Regions from separate parts of the Homo sapiens genome. Here region 1 is linked to region 2. A link is a loop called in an ENCODE intact Hi-C map of the cell type or tissue named here. Cell type or tissue: ascending aorta. All regions are shown on one strand. Links, peaks and the distances in the headings refer to the core of each region. The heading gives the core; the rest is flanking DNA.

Region 1 (12,750 bases), core at 1,613-9,612, 170 kb after region 2:
CACAAAATCTATTTCAAAAGCTAAAGTACAGAACTAACCATGAGAAATATACTTTAAAAACTCTATTTCAACACAAATTAAGCCAATTATCAATATTCAACTTATAGTTCCTAACAGCCATATGAGAACTTTTCACTTGGACTTTTAAGAATGATTATGAAGAAGAGATTCGAATTGCAAAATTTTGCAAGGAAAAATTTTTTTCAGACTCTTCGCAAAAGTTTTTGGAATCAAATCATCTTTGAAGAGCTTAAGAACATCTCCGAACAAGTTGTTATTGTTATTGTCATTGTTGTTGTTTGTGAAGATTATGTCAATTAGCTTCAACATGTTTTCAGTTCTGATATATGAACTCTCAACTTATCCTTAAGGAAAGAGTCTGAACCTAGATTAAGTTTAGATAAAGTTTTCACAAGGACAAGCTCTGAGTCAGCCTAGATTCTCAAGTCAGAGGAATTTTAGAAAACTGTCTGGTCATGAATTTAATAGGGATTCAAAGATGTTTTGAGAGAGGTTGAAAGTTTAAACTAAAATAATTTGACCAGGATGTCTCTGCCAGCTAACATCATATTCTCTAACTATAAGGTCTAGCATTAACTCCAAGCACTCCCAGAAGAACACAGCCTCCTGGAGCTCTGAAAGAGTGGGTGAAGCCTCATCAAAAGGTAATGTCTGGGTAACATCAGAGTACACTTTTCCTAGTCTTCTGCTGGAGTAGGTGAAAGTTTGCTCTTTTTTTTGAGTTAATAAAAACATACTTAAGATTCCTAAAATATCATCTGTGAAGATTCACCTTTAATAGGGCATTATCACCACGTAGATATATTGAGCATAATGCAGCTAAGGGCCAATGACAGCAGAGAAAGAAAAGCCTCTTTCTGGGGTCAATTATGGAAAGCCAATCCCAAGTGGAGTAAAAGCAATGATGCTTCTGACGAAGATACTGTGAAGACAAGAGGAATATGACAAACAAAGCTACAGAATGAAGGCCATAAGCATGGTGGTCACAATCATCTTTGACAAATGCTCCATCTCTCCTTGCTGTAGCACCACCAGAACATCTTATGTTACACTGTTTTATTTTACCCTGGGTTAATTTCACAATCTCTCCTCTCCACCTGGATTAATAATTACTGCTGGAAAAAAATTGTACTTATGTGCAGATTTATGGAATGAAAATCATGGTCTCCAGATTTCTCTGAGCACTCAACACAGCTTAATAAGCCCTTTACGGCCTTAAAAAACCCTCCAACACCTTCTTTCAACTTTTTGACCTTTATGAACATTTAACACCCTCTTCCTAAGCTTCAGCCTTTTCAGTGCTAACAGGCTGCCTTTTTTTCTGCTTCATCAGGAAGATGGAGGCCATCATGAACTAAGATTTCTTCTCACTGGTCCTGTCAGTTGTGACTGTCCAACCTCTGCACTGACCCTTTCCAGGGTCTTTCCATTTTTAGAGGAAACAGGAAACTGCCTGTTGATTCCTTACTGGTGTATGTGAATCTTGGAGTCCTTCTTCTATTTCCTCCTGGATTTGGATCCATCTTTCTCTTACACTTTTAAATTGTCTTATCTTTTAGTGTGTTGCCCTCAACCTAAAACCATTCCTACCTATTTCTTCTTCTAAAAAACAAAAGCAAACATGAAAGCAACCTTTCTCAATTCTAAGACTTACGTACCTATTTCTTGTTTTATCCTTTCCTTCCCAACCCAAGCTTCTGGAAAGAGTAGCCTATGCCTGCTGTTTCTCCTTCCTCCCCACCCATTAATGGTTCTCCCCTTCCAAACTTTTGCTGTCATTACTCCCTGAACCTATTCTTTTCAACGTTGACAATGACATTTGTGCTGTGGATACAAGAACGGTAGTCTATATTTGTTTAATTAGACTGTGCTGATTATGATGCTGTTGGCCAGTTATTTTTTCTTTGAAAAACTATCTTTGTCTTCCCTGACACACTATTTTCTGAATGCCTTTCTATCTCTGATTATTTCTTCTTTGTTTCCTTAGTGGCTTATTTTTTAACTTGGAAAATAGGCAAAGATTTGAACAATTGGACCATTTCCTACTTTACTAATTTAACATTATTAATGGAATATTTAATCTTCTTTGATTTCAAGGTGTCCAAAGTAGCAGCCAAATAGATTGTTTTTATTAGAAAAGAATGTTTTATGAATCATATTAGGAAAACACTAATGTTAGGCCTTAGCCAAGAGATGCTTAGCCAAACTCTTTTATTGTACTTCAGCATTGGAAATCATAATACTCAATTACCTGCTGCAAAGTCTTCTCTGTTATAAAGTTTAATATCATACCAAATGAGTTTCAGAATGTGAATAATATGAACAAAACTTAGTGTTTGGATTTACACTTAACTTCTAATCAAAAAGTTTTAACCAATACATTTAACATTTATTTAACATCAAATATAGGGAAGGATCCAGACTTGAAGGATTACGTATCTCAATGAATGAGTAAAGCATCAAGTGCATTTGTGGAAAATACAAGAAATCATGCTACAGTTTTAAGTCTGCTTCTAAAAATATTCAGAAACCATTTCTACCAACACTGCACAGAGCTTTGTTTGAAGACAGTAGGTCCAATCCCTGGGTTGCAAAGGAAGCAAAGCATTACCTGAATCATTTTCTTTGAGAGAAGGAGAAAAGCTTGATAATGTTGTTACTGCAGCATGACTATTAGCAGTAAGCTATACTAGCAGAGGTGGGTCTGGCTCTTCCAGAGACACAAGTTGAAAGTCAGTGTCCTTTTAGAATGGCAAATGTGCAGCAGGTTCATTGCAGAAATAATCACATGGCAGTGCTGAGGAACTTTCACCCTACATTACAATGCCATGATTTTGAAATTTGACCATAAAACCTTTTAATGATAAAATTAATATCATTAAAGTGGTAGTCACTTTCAGATACACTCTTGTAATCCTAGAAGTATGTCCTATGATGATGATATTCAGCTTTGGCCTATGCTTAGTTTAGCTCAATGTTGATTTTAATATGCAGCCATTGGAAATATGGCCCCTCTATTATGTATTGTTAATTGTGTTTCCAACAGTAGTTCTTTATTTTCTATTCCAATAATACTAGGTTAGTTTAATTGCATGTCTTTGAACAACCAGGCTATAAAAGTTGAAACTAATATTAGGAGTTGGGACCTAATGCTCTAGGCTTCCACTGATAATTACAATCATCCTTATGGCAGTGAAATGCTATTATTTAGAGTTGTTACTTTGGTCAGTCTCTTCATTTTATCAAAACGTTGTTATGCAAAAAAAGACTTTGCAAGGCAATGGTTTAAAATTCCTTTGCATATGTACAGTTTCATTTGATAATTTCATGTTCAAAGAATTTCTTTTGTTCAGTTACTTTCCTTTTTTCTTTCTAATCTTAAGCACCAGAGAGTGAAGAAGACTTCACCAGCAGAAACACTATTTAGAAAATCTGCAATAGGAATAACGTTTATAATCCATGGAACTTACATTCTAGGAAGAAAGATTAACTTGCAATTAGCATCTAAAGATACTCATGCTGAATTCCAAAAATATATATTAACATATATTTGGAATCTGCTAAAATATAGTTAAGCATCTATTAAGCAGAACAACTAGGAATTTGATGATTTTCAATTTGCAGTGAATAACACACTACTTGATAGATAATGTACTGAATATTTACTCTGTGCAGGTTCTTAAGATAGAACTTGCCTTCTTGGATAAGGAGAGAATTACTGAAAATGATTTTGTGTACTTCTTTACATATTTTGTTTTAAAAATTTATTCAACAGCAACCATATGATTAAAAATAATCTCTTCAAATAAATAACTTCTAAGAAATAACTTGAAAAAAATTCGTTCTTTAAATACAGATACACAACTTATTTTAAGATGTGCATGTTGTATGTCTTGAATATTGGAGAGTAAATTAAAAAGTATAAAACTGGCCGGGCGCGGTGGCTCACACCTGTAATCCCAGCACTTTGGGAGGCCGAGGTGGGCAGATCACGAGGTCAGGAAATCGAGACCATCCTGGCTAACACGGTGAAACCCCGTCTCTACCAAAAAAATAAAAAAAATTAGCCAGGCCTGTGGCAGGCGCCTGTTGTCCCAGCTACTTGGGAGGCTGAGGCAGGAGAATGGCATGAACCTTGGGAGGCGGAGCTTGCAGTGAGTCAAGATCGCACCACTGCACCCCAGCCTGAGCCACAGAGCGAGACTCCGTCTAAAAAACATAAATAAATAAATAAATAAATAAATAAATAAATAAATAAATAACAAAATAAAAAAAATAAAACCTTCAAGAAAAATCAAAATCACTAATAAAATACCTAAACTACTTAAGAAATAAAGTAAATCCCCTCCCCCCAAAAAATACGCTATGAAGTAATCGGGTGTAGCGTGTTCCAGAAACCAACTACCCCTGTTTTCGAGTGCAAATGTCTTACTTCCAATTCTGCAAAATCCTACTCACTGACCTTGACTTCACTCTATATTGTTAATGGCTTTTTAATCCTTTCCAGAGTATTGCTTTAAAACAGCACAATATCACACCCACAAAAGTAGCAGGACCTGGATAAATATTTAAGAACTGAATAAGTGAATGAATATTAATGATTAGCAAAAACTGAAACTGAAACTTTAAGTTACAGCTAAGTTAAACTGCAATTCAGTGGAGCAGCAGCAGAAATATCAGAGCCCCGAAAACATATCATGTAAACAATTGTTTACTTTTTTGTATTCCATAACTTTTAGTCACTTACATTACATAAATATTGACAATTTCTGATTAGAACCAACTAGTATACGTTTTTTTAAAATCAACAGTTACAACTAAATATATAGTACACACATTTCAGTTAAATTTCATAAACTTAGCCATTATTGAAAGTTTATCCTGTATGCCTCCAAAGTTTTTAAAATAAAAAAAATCCTCTAATATTTCTTCCTATATTACAGCTCCTCTAGTAGTTCAAAGAAAGAAAGACAAGAAACCTCCATGGACTTTCGAACATGATTTTACTTTTCTTAGTGATTTTTTAAGATGAATCTAGACCCAACCAGACACTAAGTAAATGTGGTTTGCCCTTCAAGAATTTGAAGTTGATAGTCAGTCCAAGAAGATTTCATTAGAAACTGTTGCTGCTTACATGCGACATATCCCAAAAATGTGTTTTTAGGTCAATAGCCAACCTAAAGAATCAAAATCTCATCAGTGTATTAGATTAGATAAAATTGAAGATTTAATGTGTGTGTTAATTTTTTTGTAAGCTAAAGGCTACATATGTAAATTACCAAACATATTCAAACAAATTTAGATAAAATATATAAAATATCAGGATGTAAAATAAAATAACACTGATTTCTATTACAAGAAAAATGTCCAGAGAGTACACATCAGCATAAACAAACTTGACTTTCAGTCTTGGTTTTGGAAGCCTTCCACCAAAAGGGAAGGGCTGGGAAACTAGAAGACAGTGGCAAAAGCATTTTTAAGGGAGAACCATCTAAGCAAAACCCTGGGTGGGGAAAAGGATCACCCTGATACATGGCACCCAATTATGCCTGGCACAGAAGCAGCAAGGCAATTGCTAATATTATTATAATTACTCTTACTTATAAGATACTAGTAGACATCACTATAGTATATTATTTTCTTTAAAGTGAAAATGTAATTTGATTGTCCATCACTACTCTCTCTCTCCCCTCGCGCTCTCTCTCTCTCTATATATAATTACATTTCATACTTTTCCCCCATTAACCTGCATTTAGTCATAGTTCTACACTAAGACTTGTTCTAGTCTTCGTACTAAAGTAAGACTTGTCAACAAAAGTAACTATGTTTTTAATGCTTCCCACCAGTGTTTAATGTGTACCACCTGTCTCTTCTCTCTAGGCATTTTGGTTGTTTTAGGCTGTTTCTTTATTAGATTACTCAATATTCCCTGAGTTCTTCCTTATAGATAACAGTTTGTCTACGCCTTTTATACTGGAAGGTGATTTTTTTAGATAGAAAATTGTGGGCTCACAAGTTATTTTTTTCTTGATTATCTTAACTGCTGAATTAGTTCGTTTTCACACTGCCAAAAAGAACTACCTGAGACTAGGTAATTCACAAAGGAAGGAGGTTTAATTGACTCACAGTTCTACTTGGCTGCAGGGACTTCAGGAAACTTAAATCATGGCAGAAGGGGAAGCAAAGCAAGTCTTTTATGGCGGCAGGAGAAAACGAGCAAAGGCAGAAGTGCCACTTTTAAACCATCAGATATCATGAGAGCTCACTCACTATCATGAGAACAGCATGAGGGAAACCACCCCCGTGATCCAATCACCTCCCACTGGGTTTCTCCCTCAACACGTGGGGATTACAATTCAAGGTGGTGACACAGAGCCAAACCACATGAACTATGTAGCCTCATTTTCTTCTGGAGTAAACTATACTTGCCAAAAATAGGGATGCTAACATAGTTTTCTTTTTCCAGTGTCACTTACTGTTCTTTCTGGATGCCCAGTTGTTATTTTTTCTTTCTTTTTCTTTAGAATCTGGTAGTTTTATTAGAACATATTTTGGTCTTGGTTAATTCTGGTCAATGTGGCATTTGGTATGCTGTTTCAACACGTAGTTTGAAATCTTTTTCATCTTTTTCTCACTGCAGAAACTTTTTCTGAATTATAGATTTTAGTATCAGTTCTTTCCCTTGCTTTTTTTTTCTTTAGAGATGCCTATTAACCATATTTAAGAAGTTCTTTATTCATATTCCACGTTTCAATTTCTCTCTCAAATTATATGTATTTCTTTCTGCATTTCTCTTTCTCAATTTTTTTCTACTTTCAACTTCGGTTTTTCTTAAAGCATTATCCATGTGTTTATTTGTTCTTTTGATATTTCTAGTTTAGTCTTCATTTCTGAAATTATTATTTTCTTTCATTTCTATTTTTCCCTATGGTATAGTGCCTAATTTTTGAGTTTTTCTAATTCTGTTTTATAATGTTATTCCATGTTTTGCATTATATTCTTAATGTCATTTAGCTAGTTTTGAAATACAAGTTGATATTTTTATTTATTTTATTTGACTAGTTTTTATTACCTCTAGGGATGTTATTTGTCTCATTCTCTTTTGTCTTACAATATCTTACTATGGGATTGGGCCTAAATATTTTGCTATGCTTATTTTTATAGAAAATTACTTGATCCATAATTTTGAAGTTCAGAAATCCTTGTTTACCTTTACAAAGCTCCCTCTTCTGTTAATTTCATTTTAAGAACTACTTAACGACTTTGACAGAACATTCATTATATACATTCAGTATGTGGAGAACAAACAACTTGTTTCTAAACCATAGGTAAAATAAGAAATCACAAATAAATTTAAAAAATATTTTAAGCAAAATAATAACAAAATAAAATGCTAAAAATCAATGATCTAAGAGTTCTCCTTATGAATCTAGGAAAAGAAGAACACAACATGGCACAAATAAATTAATAAATATAAGGGCTAAAATAAAGGAAATAAAAAAACAAACTATAGAGAAAAATCAATGAGGCCAAAAGCTGACTTCTTGGAAAGATCACTGAAATTTATAAACAACAATGTACACAAACATTTATGTTAAAAACACAAGTAATAAACAAATTACAATATTCTAAATTAGAGTGAGCACAACTAGAGATTCCTTGAATATTATAAAGGCAATAAGACAATATTATAAATAGCTCTATGCCAATAAATTGAAAACTTAGATTAAATGGATAAATTCACTGAAAGACAGAAATATAAAAACTGACAAAAAAGAAAAATATTAATAAACCATTAAATATTAATAAACCTATATATATTTTTATATAAAAACAATAACTTTGTAATAAAACATTTTCCAAGAAGAAAACACCAGGTTGCTTATATAGCAAACAAAACATATGAGCCATTAAAGAAAAAATAATCTACAAATTGGATTTTAGCAAAACCATAAACATTTTACCTTCAAAGCATACAATAAGAAAAGTAAAAGGCAAGCTATGGAATGGGAAAAATTACTTGCAATATGTATACCTGCCAAAGGATTCCTATCAAGAATATATAAATGTTCTTCTGAGTAATGAGAAGACAAATTCCTAAATAAATACGATAAAATTTGAACATTCACTTTCCAAATGAATGTATATAAATGGCCAATAACCATATGAAAATATTCAAAACATACTTATCAGTGAAATTTGATACTAGTAAAATTTAACTGAAATTTGATATCAGTGAAAGTTGAGCACATTATTAGAATGGCTAAATTAAAACTCTGAAAAAAACAAGTCTTGACAGATACAGAGTAACCAGAACTCCCAGACATTGTTGAGGATTATTAAAACTGTTTCGCAGTTTCTTCTAAAATTAAATGTATTATTGCATTTACTCAAGAGAAACAAAACACATGCCTACATGAAAACTTAGGAATGAATATACATCATAGTTTTATTCATGATAGCCTCAAATGGAAACAACTCAAATGACCATCCATAGTTGAATGGTGAAGGAAATAGTGATATATCCATACATGTACTACTATATGCAACAGCATGGATGAATCTCAAAAGCATGCAGAGCAAAAGATGTTGGACACAGAAGAGTACAATGTACAACATTCCTTTTATATTACATTATAGGAAATGCAAACTAACTTTTAACAACAGAAAGTAGCTCAGTGGTTGCCTATGGGCTGATGGAAGGAGAGATGAATAGTCAAGGGACATGAGGAAATATTTTGGAGATGATGATATTGTTTTGTATCTTGATCATGAAGTTAGAATCAAACATGCATGTATGGGCAATATGCACTAAAGTGTATACTTTAAATGGGTGCGATTCATTGAAGTCAAATTTTATCTTAATAGATGTGATTTTTTAAAAAAGAGACTAAAGAGACATAACTAGGGTGTCTGAATTTTTGTTGGCATAGAATCAAAGAAGGTATCTAGCTTTAAAAATATTCTGGAAATAATAGGAAAATGTTACTTTAAATTAGATATTATATAAGAAATTATTATTTTTCTTGGGTGTGATTATGGCATTATGTTGATACAAGAAAATGTTCTTATTTTTAGTAAATGCAAGCTGGAGTATTTGGGGGTAGAATGCCATGATACCTGCAACTTATCAAATAATTCAGAAAAAATTATAAGCAGATAATACATAAATCTATGATGGCATTATAGATGAATAAACATAAAAATATATTATAGAAAAATGCTAACTAGTGTTTAATTTGGGTGCTAAAGGTGTTTACTGAACTTTTCTTACATACACACACACACACACACACACACACATATAACTTCAATGCTGATTTTTCAGATTTCAAAATCAAACCAAAAGAGCGCCTAGAAACTAGCCTTTGGCTTTCTATTCCTGTGTTAGTTTGCTGAGAATAATGGTTTCCAGCTTCATCCATGTCCCTGAAAAGGACATGAACTCATCCTTTTTTATGGCTGCATACTATTCTATGGTGTATCTGTGCCACATTTTCTTTATCCAGTCTATCATTGATGGGCATTTGGGTTGACTCCAAGTCTTTGCTATTGTGAATAGTGCTGCAATAAACATAAGTGGGAGTTGAACAATGAGAATACATGGACATGGGGAGGAGAACATCACACACCGGGGCCTGTCAGGGGGTGGGGGGCTAGGGAAGGGATAGCATTAGAAGAAATACCTAATGTAGATGACGGGTTGATGGGTGCAGCAAACCACCACGACATGTGTATACCTATGTAACAAACTTGCACGTTCTGCATATGTATCCCAGAACTTAAAGTATTTAAAAAAAAAAAAAAGAAGAAGAAGAAGAAGAAGAAACTAGCCTTTGGCTCCAGAGTTCTTACTGCCACAGTTTCAAGTAAAATGTTTGTATTTGAAGGCAGAACAATCTAAAGGTAAGAGTGAAACAGACTTCTTGATGTGAAGTAATCAAAATAGGGTTGTTATTTTTCAAAAGTAAAAACAAACAACATATATCAGAAATATATATGAACATATATGAAAATGCAAAATTTATGATTCACTGATATTGATTTGGAAAAATAGAGAGAAGAGAGTCTTGAGGTACCACATATCAAAACCCATAAAAACAATGATATATGTATATATGCATATATATTTAAATGCTTAATAATAGAGGTATTACTGCTTAAAGAGGGCTTCAGTTTTAACTGTAATACTCTAATGTTACACAACGAGAATGTTTTCAAGTGTGCACATATCCCCTATTTTTATAATAAATACAAATTAAAATAGAAATAGTAAGTGTAAAACATCACTGATTGCAAGTATTTGTTCTTTCTATGGGAGTAATGCATTTCTCTTCAAAATAGTTAGCATTTATTAGAAAATAGACACGGAATTCATCTGGAATAGTGGAAGAATAAGAAAAAGAAACCTAATTTTTTCCACATAAAAAAAAAAACAAGGTGCCTGTGTTTCTGCAGAGTAATCTAAGGCCAGAATAAGGGGGCCAAGAAAAGGAGGTGATGAAAATGTAGCTCTGAGTCAATTCTATTTTAGTTGCAATAGACAAGGTGACCCCAACTAACTTTTTTTATAGTACTCTTATTTTTCCATAATAAAATTCTTTCTTAAAATAGTTTAGGCCATTTGTAATTAACAACTAATCCAGTTTTGTGAACAATGCTTGAATGAAAAGGAATGAATCCCAAACAAGAAAAGTCCATTAATCAGGACATAAATTACATAAAGAAGGTTGTCCCTTAATATCAGTCATTTTTCTATACAATTATTTTATTTTTAAATGGTAAAGTCTATATATGAACATATATCAGTTCAATAAAAGAAAAAACTTTGTAATATCCAAAACTTCTGAAAACACATTGAGCACCCTTATGAAGAAAACTTTTTCTCTATAGCTAGAGGTGCTCAAAAAAGCTTGGACAAGCACTACAAAAATAAAAAATAAATTGCATAAAATTTCAATTATAGGTATTCATTCATCCTTTCACCAACAAACATACAAATGGAGTGCCAACCATGTGCCAAGGTTGTGTGCAGCCCTCCAAAAGCAGTGTTGAGCCGATGCATCTGTGATTACCTCTACATATACCTGATACTACAGTAGGAGAAACAGATGTTAATTAAATAATTACACAAACAAATGCAAAATTACATCAGTGATGACAGCTATACGTCAGTTGGCGTAATGACCACCAATATCTTTCCCAAATAAATGTGTATTCATTTTTTTCATAGTCTACCCTAGATATAAAGCCCTAGTGTCATTTTTTAATTTTGGTATTCAGGAATATTTGCAAAAAAAAAAAAAGAATAAGAATACATTGAGTTTTACAATCTATCTCTCACTAAAAAAGAACCTGATACTACAGTAGGAGAAACAGATGTTAATTAAATAATTACACAAACAAATGCAAAATTACATCAGTGATGACAACTATATGTCAATTGGCATAATGACCACCAATATCTTTCCCAAATAAATGTGTATTCATTTTTTTCACAGTCTACTCTAGACATAAAGCCCTGGTGTCATTTTTTAAGTTTTGTATTCAGGAATAATTGCAAAAAAAAAAAAGAATAAGAATACATTGAGTTTTACAATCTATCTCTCACCAAAAAAGAACTTCTTTTATAAAATAAATTAGGAGAAGTGCAACATGAGATGATTATATAGAATCTGAAGCATATCATGAGTGGCATTGTTTTTTGAAAGGCTATGCTCCTAATGAAGAGAATTTCTAGCAAAGGAGCAATTGTTCCCTTCTTTCAACCTTCTGCCAGAATAAGTTGTTTAACTTGCAGTATAGAGGAGAGCTAGTTAAAAAAAAAAAAAAATTAAAAAAAAAGTTTGTTTTTCCCCTTAATCTCATTAAGAAGACACAGATTAATCACACTGCACTGCAGTAAAAATGGTTCTGTCACCTCTCTTTCACCCACTTACAGCCAGGGAATGACTACTCATTTGGCCAGAGTCCACAATTCTCTCAGCCATCTCATTTTGCCTCTACAAAAACAGACGTGGTCTGAGGAGCAGTGAGTGAAGCTTTTGGAAAAGTCATCCTGGACCACACAGCAGTTGCTCATGGCAGCATGAAATGTCCGTCCTTTCTACCAGCTGGTCCTGAATCACTGGAAGTGACACATGCTACTTCTGGGACAAAACTGAGGATTACTATGATGGAGCAACACATGAGCACAAGATTTAATTTTTTTTCTGCAGTCACAACCCCTCCAAGAATTGGCTTGTGTGCATCCATTTGAAGTTCGAAGTGTTGTCAAGTGAATAAAAATAAATCATCTTAAATGTGAACAACATAAACTCCTCTAGTGAATAAGCAACATCTTTAGTTTTGACGTTTTGGAAGTCATCTGCTCTAATAACAAGTTTATGGGTTTTAACATGAAAAACCAGCAGTCCTGGATTAGCATTACTCCGGAGCAGAAGGTTCACTGTCAATAAAGGTACACAGTATTTTTGTCAAAACATGCCATGTAGATAGCAAAACCGCATTAATTTGACATTCAGTTAGCAAAAACACTTTCAGCTTACAATATAGTGGGTGGTGAACTGCACGCTCCAGGACATCTTCTAATCCAACTTGGAGGCGGACTCTCACAAAGAGGATGGTTTGCCAAAAAAGGAAGTCATGGGAAAAATGAAAAGCCTTCTGTGTTTGTCATCCAGGCCTGGCCTTCTCTTATGAACAGGTAATTTGGGGTCATTCACAGAT
Region 2 (12,750 bases), core at 3,230-11,229:
TTCTTTCCTTTTTAAAAAAATTAAACTAAATTAAATATTTTGTCTCCTTTTATGTCTTCTCACACCTTCAATCTTCCCCTGCTCCACATACAGCTAAATAATTTAGCCCCAGAAGTTCCCAAAGTCATATCTTTGGGCAGCTCAGATGCTTGTGATTACTTTTCTGTAGTTCTGAGCTGTGTTGTTTCAGAGGTGAGCCCAATAATCATTCTTTTGCCTTTTTTCCCCATTTTTGGGTCCATTTAGTATCTGGTATATTTTGTTGTCCTAATTTCTTGATAAAAGTATTAATTCTATTTCATTCAGCAATAACTTTGCATACAAGGATATTTTTGCATGAATCCTCTCACACGCATTTCATTTTCTTAGATCCAAAACTTCATTTGGTTAATCTTCAAGCTTCAAGTTGGGGACAGCAGAGGACATAGTGGTTTGCTTTCATGCAAAGTTCAGTCTGGGAAAGACAGTTGCTACATGCTGTTCTACAAATCATGTGTCAGAACAGGAATGGAGTCCAGGCACCAGCAGAGATACTCACCCTTCCCCGAGCACAATATGCCATCTGCTGATTCACACAGATTCTTGCTTTGTTCTTCCGTCATGTTACACTTCCGCGGATGTTGGCAGAGCTTTCCAAACCATCCTCTCTCACAAACACAGCGACCACAGGAACATGTGCCGTGGCCTGTGAAGCAACCACAGGAAAGGAGTGAGAGGATGAGGAAATAACCAGCTGAAGCAGAGAGTTTTAAGAAAGAAATGTGTAAACCATAGGATCTCATTTCCCATCCAACACATTCTTCTTTATGCATAGTCAATTTGGCATGTAATTGTTTGAAAGAACTTACAACAGAGTTCTAGCTTAACATAATAAATTTGAATGTAGCATAGGAGATGACTTGAGAGAAAGAAATCTTGCAATAATTTTAAATGGAATTATACCACCTTTCTTGATAGAAAATACTTCTTCATTTGCATTTTTATCAGTATGGAGTCTTAGCGCTATTCTTCATTGCACACACCATGCCATCCAGACCAATTTGCAAGGCTAGTCACATTACCACTGGTGGCAGTATTTATTGATTGTTCTCCTATTGCTTACTAATAAAACAAAAGGGTAACTTTCATACAAATGGCATTTGGTACTATATTAGTTTATCTGTATACCTCTCTGCTTACAAATAACAACAGATACAAGTGGAAGTAATGGTGTCTCTCTATTATTGCATAAAAATTAACATTAGCTTGGATTCATGTTTGGCACATTTTTTTTGGTTTGGTTCCTGACATTGGTTCCTGGTTTTTCAGATGTTTATCTTTTGGTATATATGTAACATTGTATTTGTGACAGCTATATACCAGGATGTACACCTGTTTATTGCCTGCCACCAACACACCATTAGATTGCATGATATTCCATTTCAATTTCTTCCATTTCAGTTTCCGCTCGACCCTTTATTCCTTTTCCTGATATGTGCATTACCTTACAGCAGGGTCTCTCTGAATCAACTATTTGCCTAGCGAAGAGTTACTGAGTATCTGTTATCAACAGAGCATTTTGCTATGCACTAGGGGATACAAAATCAAGCACCATGGACAAAGTGGTCCCTGCTCTTCTCCCAGGGACAGATACGCTCATCATTCACACTGATTAGCCTCTCTGAAGCTGTTGACACCGTTCTCTCCTGACCATTTGCTCTGGCAGGACCCTCAGGAGTGAACCTTGCTCCATCTGCTCCCCCTCCATTCAGCTCTCCACAGGGAGGATGAGTAACCAATGCTTAATGGTTTGCAATTAATTATTATAATTATTTTTTCTTTTTTTTTTAGGAGTGATAGGAATTTCTTTAATTTCTACAGAAATCCCTCTAACAGTTTAGTGGAGAATGAAATAGATGGCTGTGAGAATTGAGAGCATGAACGTGTGCAGACTGGTGGAGAAGCCCAAGTTTTGGCATGAGAAATACAGTGAAAAATGCAGTAGAGTAAATGGAGTGAAGGACACTTGCGAGAATGCGGATCGGTAGGACGTGGTAAGTAACTGTGGTGAAAAGGTTTTTGATCACTGAGAGGTAAGCAGAAGTCTCCTGGAGAGGGTTTCTTGGAAAACTATTTTTTTTTGTTGTTGTTGTTTTTTTTTTTTTTTTTGCTTTTTAAATTAAATAAGAGAGATTTTCCCTGGGTTATACCACATCCCTACCTCACAGGCCATGCAACAAGTGCCTCCTAACAGCCAGAGAAGGTCTGGGAGAGCGGTTTTTTAATCCAGCATATGTTGCTCCCCTGGAGAAAATTGGGATCCTGAAAGAAAGACAGGATACTAGGAATGTCTGACATTCTTTTAAAAAATATTCTGGGAAAAACATCGGATACGAATGGGGGACTACTAAATCTGCAAGAAAAATGTCGCTGCCATACCTTTAACATGCACTCAATCAGCAAGTGCTCTGGCACTTTCTAAGGCTAATGACTGTTCTTGTCACACAGGTTAGCAAAAAAGGAAAAAAGTAAATAAATAAACAAATAAATGAGGTAATTGTGGTCTTTTTCACCTAGCTTGATTTACATGCAAAGTAAAAACAAACAAAGAAACAAACAAAAAACCCAAAAACTGAAACCATTAAAGTTTAAAAGTAGCATGCATGTAAACATGTGACCGATAATTGGCTCAGCCAGATCGGAACTGACTCTAGTTCCTCTGATTCCAATGTCTACACTCTTCCCAATGTGTTGCTTTGCTTCTATATTTCACTTTAGAAAGTGAGACACAGCAGGATTTCTTAATTCTTGTCTCTTTCAACCACCACATCATTTGAAGGTATATATTTGATATTCACAGGCACTTTCTCTCCTTGCAAGTCTCTTCTCTATTGGCATGCCACAAAATTCTCTTGGCCTCATTCAACACTCCTCCTTTGTCTCTATTTATTCTTCTACTTTTTTTTTTTTTTTTTTTACTGAATGAATAAGTGCAGGTATTCACCCAATGTTTATCTTTAATCATCTTTTTTAATCTCTCCATAATTTCTTTCTTGAAAAATCCATTAAATTTTGGGCTTTCAGATAACTGCCAAGACCACAGGGCTGTATCTCCAGCCCCTGATTTTCTCCTACATTCCCCTTTCATGATTCCACACTTTGTGTTCTATTAGCATCCCCACTTAATACCTCCAGAGCTACATAGGCAGGGTCCGACCCATAGACCCTGGTGGAACAACGGATGAACAAATGCACCCAGACACAGGTATCCAGTGAAAGAGTGGGCTAGGGGACCAGGCTGCTCACAGACACCAGACACCAAGGAGGGTGCTGTAAAGAGTCAGCAGCCGTGGCCCTGACAAGCTGGCACTGCAGGCATTTATTCAGTATAGATTTAATCACAAAGGCTCTGAGTCAACACACTTGTGGGCAATTTACATGGTCTCTCCCGTCCCCTCCCCTCCCCAGAGAGAGTAGTCCTGCACTCAGATGATCAAAGCCCAGGTTCCAAGGCCTATGTTAACTTACTTATTTAGATTAGTTTCACCAGATAAGAGAATCTGGCTGCCTTCAGCCAAATCCTTTTCCAAAGCTTTTGTAAAATCTTCCAGCCTTCCAAGAAGGTTTGCATCTTCTACAATTTTTCCCACCACCCTGACCGATCTCCTACATCCATATATGATTTTCTTTCCAAAAGCTGCTTGTCTTTCTCATTTCTTTTAATGTAACAGCTATCCTTTCAATCAACCAGTTCATGATGTTTTGAGTCTCATTTGAATTTCCCTTACTGCCCTCATCCAGCTTGTTGTCAAGTCTTGTTGAAACCACCTCCAACATTCCCACTTACATCACCATCACAACGTTGGAAAAAACTTCCTGTCATGTCTCTCCAATACTCTGGCTCGTAGATTCCTACAGCACAACTTGCCTTGATATTTAGTCCCGTATAACTTCCTAATACTCATGGCATAGAGTTTACCTACTCTAGCCTTTGTTATGTTTTAGCTTCTTGAAAAACAGAAGCTACATTTCCAATTGTATTCCTTCTCTTCTCCCTTTAACCAAACTGGCCCATTCATTGTTTCCTGCACATTTGTCATGCTTTTCTGACCTCATGTTTTTGCAGAGGTAGAAGTACCTTTCCCTTACTATACACATTCAGGTTCTGAGTAATTTTCAAAGCTCAGCAAAAAGCGACTACCCTTCTGTGAAGATTTACCTAATATCCCTAAGTGAGACTCATTGTCTCTCCTCTGAATTTCTGTAATACCTTATTTTTTTTTTTTTACCTCCTGTGGAACTTTTTTGACTTCCATCTCATGGTATATAGTTATGTGTCAAATGAATCCACTACTCTACTATGAATTTTCTGAGTATTACTTCTGTCAGCACTGTAGTCTTCAGAGTGCCTAACACAATGCCTGAGACACAGTGGATCTTCAAAAACTTGGAGGAGATTGAAATTGTCTTTTTCAAAACATCTTTCTCATTTTTACCCACAAATCAAACTGTAGAGTAGAGCCAAGTTAGAAAACTGGCACCCCTACGCCCCTATCTACTCAATGAATAATTGTTAAATTGAGTACATCTTTACTTCTCCATGAAAACCAAAGTCCACTTAAAGTCCAGATGTCCTTAAAGAGTTAAATAAAAAGTTGTCCATCTTTGAAGGCAGAGAATCTGTTGTACAAGAAACCAAAAATGAAGAGAAAGAGAGCTTCTAGTACCAGCTCAATTGGGCTATGAACTTCTCAAATGCTCATGTTTCTTACTGACCCTAGGTTGGTAAGAATTATCACAATTTGACACAACTGAAATCATTTAATCTGTATTGCATAGAAAAATATTCTGTCTTTTTTTTGTTTTCTGCCTTTTTTTTTCAAATTTAATTAGTACTATATGGAAAATGAAAATACATATTATGAAAATGTGTAGGATACAGCAAGAGTAATACTTGGAAAGAAATTTACAGCATGAATGCAATCAGAAGCAATGAAAAATATAAAATCAGTGATGTAATCTTTCACTTTAAAACACTAAAGAAGAGCAATATAAAACTAAATTGGTCATAAGAAAAGAAATACAATCAATTCCATGACAAATCAATACAACTGGAAATAGAAAACCAACAGAGAAAATCAATAAAACAAAAGTTGGCTATTTGAAAAGATCAATAAAATTGATAAATATTAGGCCAGGCTAAACAAGTAAAAAGAGAGAAGACACAAATGTTCAATATGAAAATTAAGAGAGAGATGATTATATCTTACCTTATGGACATTAAAAGGATAATAATAGAATATTACAAACAATGATTTGTCCAAGAATCTGATAACCTGGATCATTTGGACCAATTCCGTGAAGACACAATCTATTAAAACCCACATAAAAAGAAACAGATAATTAAAGTAGACCTATGGCTACTTTTTTCTACAATATTTTTTATTATGGTAAAATAGATATAACATAAAATTTACCATCTTAACCATTTTAAGTGTATGGTTCAGTAGCATTAAGTATATTCTCATTGTCGTACAACCATCACCACCATTCATCTCTAGAATATTTTCATCTTCCCAAATTGAAACTAAGCACCCATAAAACAGTAAGTCCCATTCCCTTCTCTTCTCAGCTCCTGGAAATCACCATTCCAGCTTCTGTCTATATATCTGACTACTCTAGGTACCTATATAAGTGAAATCATACAGTGTTTTTCTTTTCATGACTGGCTTATTTTATTTAACATATCTTAAAGATCCTTCCATGTTGTAGTATGAGACAATTTTTCCCCTTTTAGAAGTTGATATTCTGCCTTTGATTTACAATATTATTAAGAATAATTTTATGGCATCTCATTGCAAATAATATAAAATGTTATGCAAGAAAATAGATGATTTTTTATTTATTTATTATTATTTTATTTTATTTTTTTGAGATGGAGTCTTGCTCTGTCACCAGGCTGGAGCGCAGTGGCAATTTTGACTCACTGCACCCTCCGACTCCCGGGTTCAAGCCATTCTCCTGCCTCAGCCTCCCGAATAGCTGGGATTACAGGCATGTGCCACCACGCCCAGCTAATTTTTGTATTTTTAGTAGAGACAGGGTTTTACTGTGTTGGCCAGGATGGTCTTGATCTCCTGACCTCATGATCTGCCCGCCTCGGCCTCCCAAAGTGCTGGGATTACAGGTGTGAGCCACTGTGCCTGGCGATGATTTTTTATTATTAGCTAATCTATTATATCCTTCCACGAAGTTAAGTTGGTATCTAGCTCAGCCAATCATCAAAATACATTAATATTCAAATGCTTTGAGTTGTCATTTATATGACTTTACTTAAGAACAAAACAACTTTCAATACCCTCTTTTTAATAAACTCTAATAATTTAGTTATCTCTTCAAGAAATATTTTCTATGTATCAGGAATTGTATTAACAGCTTAGAATATAACAGTAAGTAAAATAGGCATTGGCCCTGTCTTCATGGTAATTACGGTCTTCTAGGGAAGAAAATAACGATAAGCAACATTTGAGTAATAGAAGACAAAAAGAAAATGCTAGTATATTCAATAGCAAGAACACTGTTAACTAGGGTAGTCAGGGAAGGGTTCAGTGACAGCCAAGGGATGAGAAGGAGCCAGACAGCCAATGTTCTAGGAACAGAGCCTAGAAAAACAAATGAAAAGTTCTTGGGACAAGAAATAGCTTGGCATGTTACAGGCAGTAAAAGAAGGCCAACGTGTTTGAAGAATAGTAAGTCAAAAACACTGAATAATGAAGGTGGAGAAATATTCCCTTCTCAGAAATGAGAACATAGCAAATGATTTACTCTTGGTAAAAAAAATCTAAATTTATTTTAAGAGGATTGAGAAATGACAGAAGGATATTAAGGAAGTGAATGATGTGACGATATAGTTTACACTTTGCAAACTCATTTGGCAACTAGGTGGGACAGATTAAGGTATGTTGGGAGGAATGAATATGGGGAAGTTAGAGGGTTCTTGCTGTTTTCCAAGTGAAAAGTGATAGAAGCTTAAAGGACAGTGGTGGCAGTGGAAACACAGAGAAGTACATGGAAATCTATTTTGGTGATGGAGCCTGTATATGTGGGACACAATGTTGGACTGGATGTGGCAAGTGAGGAAAAGACAAGACAAGTTTTCTAGCTAGAAGAAATAGTGTGAATAATGATGCTGTTTATTGGGTAGGGGCACTTCAGGAGAAAGAGGTTGAGGGCAGAAAAACAGCTCTGTTTTGAGCCTGTTGTATTTGAGACACTCTTAAGACAATGAGATAGTGAGGTCAAGTAAGCAGCTAGGCACAAGCTGCTGCTCAGAGAACATGTTAGTGCTGGCTCTAGGCATACACATGTTAGAGCTTACAAATGTGGATGGCACTTAAAGCCCTAGAAGTGAAGCAGCTATCCAGGGAGAAATTAGTCTTGGGGACCCCAATATTTAGAGTTAGGTAACTAGAGAAGCCAGACAAGAACATTCAGTAAGGAAGGAGAAAACTAAGATTGTGTTGTCTCATGAAATGACAAAGGAGCGTGTCCCATACTGGAGGTCTACTAAGTGGAATGTTCCTGGAAATTTGAGTTTAAAAAATAAGACCATAGAAGTAGTTTTATTCATCTTTTGTCTCACCAACACGACTGTGTTGCCACTTAGACCTGTAAGAGGAACACCCAGGAGTGGTGGAACTGTTGGAGAATCATCTACATGGACCATTCATTGATAACAACATCTGTGTTTAAAGAACTGCCCAAGACTCGGTAATTTGGAAGGAAAGAGGTTTAATTGACTCACAGTTCTGCATGACTGGGGAGGCCTCAGGAAACTTACAATTATGGTGGAAGGGGAAGCAAATATGTCCTTCGTCACATGATGGCAGGAAGAAGAAGTATGAGAGTCGAGTGAAGGGGGAAGCCCCTTATAAAACCTTCAGATCTCGTGAGAACTTACTATCATGAGAATAACATGGAGAAAACCACCCCCGTGATTCAATTACCTCCCACTTGGTCCCTCCCACGACACTTGGGGATTATAGAAACTACAATTCAAGATGAAATTTGCGTGGGGACACAGCCAAACCATAACAATGATAAACGTCATACTGGAAGGGCAGAGCAGAAGAGAGAGATGGGGTTCAGGGACACTGTGGTGCTCAGGCAGTCGCCTCACCATCCAACCCTGGAATGACAACCTGAAGACTCAGTATTTGTGTCTATCACCTTCAGCCAAACACAGGACTAACTGATCCTCTTACAAATTCACGAAACAGGTGTGCAATTTTAAGATGTAATTTGGAGACAATCACATTCTGACTGTATTGTTCAGTTAAGAAAGGGTTAGTCTGAGTGTGTGATCTGATCTCTTCCTCATACAAGAAATCCATCAGTGCCTGGGAGTCACTGAATTCATACTCTCAGGCGGCATGATCTCCTTCAAATTGCAGCGATGAACTAGAGAACTCCCTGAAGAAATGTGAACTGATTGTGTAATTAAGAGGTGGCTCTTCATTATCCCTTCTTGTTTTTTAAATTGGACTCATGGGTAGCTATTCCAGGAGTATAGAGGAAAGAAGAAAAGCAATAAGCAGCCTAGTTCTTATTCTCACCCTAGGTATATGGCACACAGGAGGGAAGTCTCTGATTTAACTTATATTAGGCTAAACAATTAAACACACATGTGCCAGTATGTGAATATATTTCACTTGTGTAATCTTAAAATGATATACCAATAAAATAAATAAATCTTACGAACTATCACTGGACAAGTCATGCTTTTTATAAATAGTGACTTATCTGATAATAAATCCATGCATGCATAGGTTGCATAACATCTTCTTTTAATAAAGATGTTTTGAGAACATCCACAGACAGTCTATGATGATTGAACATGACTCACAAGTTAATTAAATGAAGAACGATCTCACTTCATGCTGATTTTCTTTCTGCTAGTCATTTTCATGACTCTTTTCCAGGTTGTAATTTTGGTGTAATCAAAACTGAACTGTAAAAATTATGAAATTAGTTACATTCACCTTCAGGTACAATTGCTAATTTATCCAACCTATCAGAATTGGTTTAATCATCTTTAGTGTTATTGGTAGGAAAGGGGATAAACACTATTGGCTCTTAGTGCTCATGCATCTGCTGATCAGTTAAGTTTATACATGTTTTTTATCTTACTTATTTGCTTGTTTGCTAAAATGCTAAGACAGTCCCTGATTTTGGAGTCAAGTACCATATTTTACTCTCTGGCCACATGTTGGATATATAGGTTTTATATTCTCCATATGAAAGGCCACAGATCTTATGGTTTAGTGTCTGGTGGAGAACTAAAAAAATTACCAAAATGAGTGACTCTCTTATTTTGTTATTCTCTGAAGCCATAACAGAGGGATGATGTCTGTGTGTTTCACATTCTCATATTAGTAAGATTTGTTCTCCACTGGAGAGATGATGGGGGGGACTAATTGCTTTGGAAAAACCAGCTGCAATTTCCTCCCCGAGGTACAGAGCTGCTGATTTGTGTGAGTCCAACTTCCTTGCAAAACGCTCTGCAGCTAGTGCTTCCAGATACCTGAGACAGATGTATTATTTTGTTCTGTAATGCAGATGGCCACTACAATCTTTTATTTTTATTACAGATACAGGGCATTCATCAAATATTCACTGGCACATAGTACCAGGCACATTTCCGTCTTTATGTCTCTTTCTTTCCATAAAGCCAAATGGATTATTATCCTTATTGTATATAGGAGTAAACCAAGGTAGACAGGTCAAACAAATACATAGGTAAACCAAAGCAGAGAAGACAAACAACCTGTCCAAGTTACTACAATAAGCAGGAAATAGACCCAGAATTAAAATCCTGGTCTGTCTGAATACAGGGTTCCCATTCGTCTTGCTATATGGCACTGCCTCACTTAATTCCAAAGAAAATGGTTACTTCTTCTCACTTAAATCTTACATGAAAAAATGCAACAAAGTGCACACCATGTACATTAAAGCAACTGAGGATACCATACAATGTGGACTTTCTCTAGACAAAATATCAAAATACCCAAAGAAGATTTATGAATTTATATTTTGAAAATAATTTTACTCCTCAGAAACAAAACCTAGGAAGAAATACAACATAGTGTCATCAGATATTATTCTAGGATGATCAATTAATGGGTGATTTTTATTTTGTGGTTTCCATTTCTCTCTATATATTTTTTTAATTTTGAAAGCAAAAACACCAATTTAACAATATTTTTAAAGACCTGATATCTAAAGATGAGCCAAGTATAAGAAATGAAGGTGACATAATATATATTATAAATAATACATGAGTAAGTAATATGTGAAAAAAATCCTTTCTAATGATGGGTACAGAAGCAGCTGAGAAAGAGCTCTTGATGTAAAAAAAAAAAATGAAATCGATATTTTCCTTCAATATCTAATAAATAACTTTTCACCTGTGTGCTTTTGCCCAGCTTTCCCAGGCCTAAAATATTCTTCACATCCTATTTCTGCACATCTAAATACTAGTTGTTCAAGGTCCAAATCACATCCTCACCTCAACTTGAAGAATCCTGTATCCAAAACTGGAATAGTTCTTCCTTTCTCATTCTCCTTAATTGTGAATCCTTTACTTGATCATTTATTCAAATAAAAATATTGAGCACTAACCTTTATCCTAGCTTTGAGCATATGATAATGAGAGAGAGAGATTGATTATATCCATGAGAATTGTAGACTTAAAGAAAAGGGACACAGGGACACTCTCAATACAACTTCATCACACTACGATGCAGGTGGTGCGGTATAGAGGAAGTAGGACATCATTTCAGAGAGGCTTCCTATAGGAGGTAATTTGGAAAAATCATGGAAGAATGGAAAGACAATAAGTTATTCACAAGGAGAAGTGACAATAAGGACTAGGAGAGGGAACTAACATACCCAAGGGATATGTTCCAAAGGGAGCAACATATCCAAGTTTCTCCATCTCTGTTGCTCTCTGTGAAGAAACCAATTTTTCAAGAAATGGAGACAACTGGTCAAGACAAGCATAGTCTCCTCCACCATTCAGTTGCTCAAAACAGAAACCTGGTGTCATCCTTGATCCTACCCTGCCCCTCATATTGTGCAATCATGAATTTCCTTAAATATGCTTGTACTCTGGGGAGGGAGCTCTAAGTTTCAACTAAGCTCTCAGGCTGACACTTGCCACCAATCTCCTTTGAAGGCTGTGGGACAGGAGCCACATCTTACCAGCAGGCACTGTCAGGCACCAGGATATACCCATGGGAGTTCTTGCAGGAGTTCATGAGGATGAACTCATATAATTGGGGACTATTTTCTCTTGGGATAACACAGCCCATATGCACAGAGATGAGATCCACACTGCACAGATGTTGAGGCTTTTCTGGCTTAGAAGAAGTCGCACGCCCAACAGGAGCCAAAATCTTTCCCGATGATTCCGTAAACAGCTTTCAAGGAGCCCACAAGGGACAAGACTGTTGGCAGAGTTATGACACTTATGAAATCCAAAAGCATGAGGTTCCCATCAGCTGCTTATAGTTCAATTCATCATCTCTTCCAATGTAGTTGAAACTTATCAATCATAAATCATTATGACCATGAGCAATGTTGCTTGTTAACACTGCAATGCACCATCTTCATCTGTTGCCAGGGAACCAGAGCTAGGAGTTTAACAGAGTGCTGGAGTCTCTTGCAGCAGGGTGAAGGGTTTTGTTAGTCTCTTGACCCCACTGCTTCTAACATGTTCTCCAACACATTCAAGATCCTCCACCTTTACTGTCTTCCATCCAGCTAAGGCACCTTCATCTCTCACCAGGGCTCATCTCCTAACATCCAGATTCACCTACCAACCCACAAACACACATAGTCCTTGGAGCAATCCATACTCCATCTGACAACCAGAAGTACTTTTTAAAACACTGTGATCATGTTTAAGCTCTGTTTAAGCCCTTCCTTTGGTTTCCTGTCACCTTTAGAGTAAAGCCTCAAGTTATTAACATGTTTACAAAACACGTCACACTCTTTTCCCTTTGGTTTTCTAATCTGCAATCACACAGGGTTTTTCTCTGGTCCTCAAATGTTCCTGGCACACGTCACACACTCTCTTTTCTCCCACACAACTGAGCACAAGCTGCTCTCTGACTGTACCCCACTTCCCCTACTTGGCCAAGTTCCATGTATCCTATTACTACCAAGTATTGTTGTGAGGTGTAGTTAATACCTGTAAAGCACATAGTCTGCATTACATAGTTGTTATCCAGATATGAAGGCATTAGAGAAGTCTTTCTTAGCCTTCAGCCTATGTTAAATCCCCGTTATGTATATTCCCATTGAATCAAATCTCTTTTCAGATCACTCAGCTCCTTTTCATTCCTTTCTCAATGTCCTCCCTTCACGCTCAACCATAAGCTCCAGGAGAGCAAATGCTCTATGTTCACCACTGAATGTCTAGTGCTGGCAAATAGTAGACACTCAATGAATATTTGTTTAGTTAATGAAAAAATAATTACTTCAGTTTAAACCATGCGTAATTTGGAGGAATTCCCATATGAAAATCTTTTATTAGAAATTGAAAAGAATCTAAAGCCAAGGATGACTGATTGCTGATCAATCATTTCAAGAGACATTGACCTAAATATGAAAGTGGAAGAGACTGAGATTACTCCAAAGCAACAAATAGACAGAAAAAACATACAAAAGCCATTTCTGGCCAGGCTCAGTGGCTCACACCTGTAATTC

Evidence for each region. Hi-C counts contacts between places; a loop is a spot of excess contacts. Peaks named below come from ENCODE experiments on the same cell type or tissue, not always from the same donor. Only the 100,000 strongest peaks of a DNase experiment are listed, where the experiment ranks them.
Region 1: it touches region 2 in a loop (2.6-fold over the local background); 6 of 110 quality-filtered maps call a loop at or near these places.

The regions. Positions count from the first base shown.
Region 1 is chr13:101,523,234-101,535,983 of GRCh38, reverse strand. All of the region lies in intron 2 of ITGBL1 (integrin subunit beta like 1), which reads right to left. Among named protein-coding and RNA genes, the nearest start is that of ITGBL1, 77 kb to the right of the region's middle. In ascending aorta, for the core only: no CTCF peak of the experiment used is centred there; a DNase peak (open chromatin) is centred at 6,313; H3K4me3 peaks cover 654 bases; H3K27ac peaks cover 4,649 bases.
Region 2 is chr13:101,694,691-101,707,440 of GRCh38, reverse strand. It overlaps ITGBL1 (integrin subunit beta like 1), which reads right to left. Exons shown (of 11, transcript NM_004791.3): 9 at 539-685. Among named protein-coding and RNA genes, the nearest start is that of FGF14, 220 kb to the left of the region's middle. In ascending aorta, for the core only: no CTCF peak of the experiment used is centred there; a DNase peak (open chromatin) is centred at 6,657; H3K4me3 peaks cover 847 bases; H3K27ac peaks cover 4,278 bases.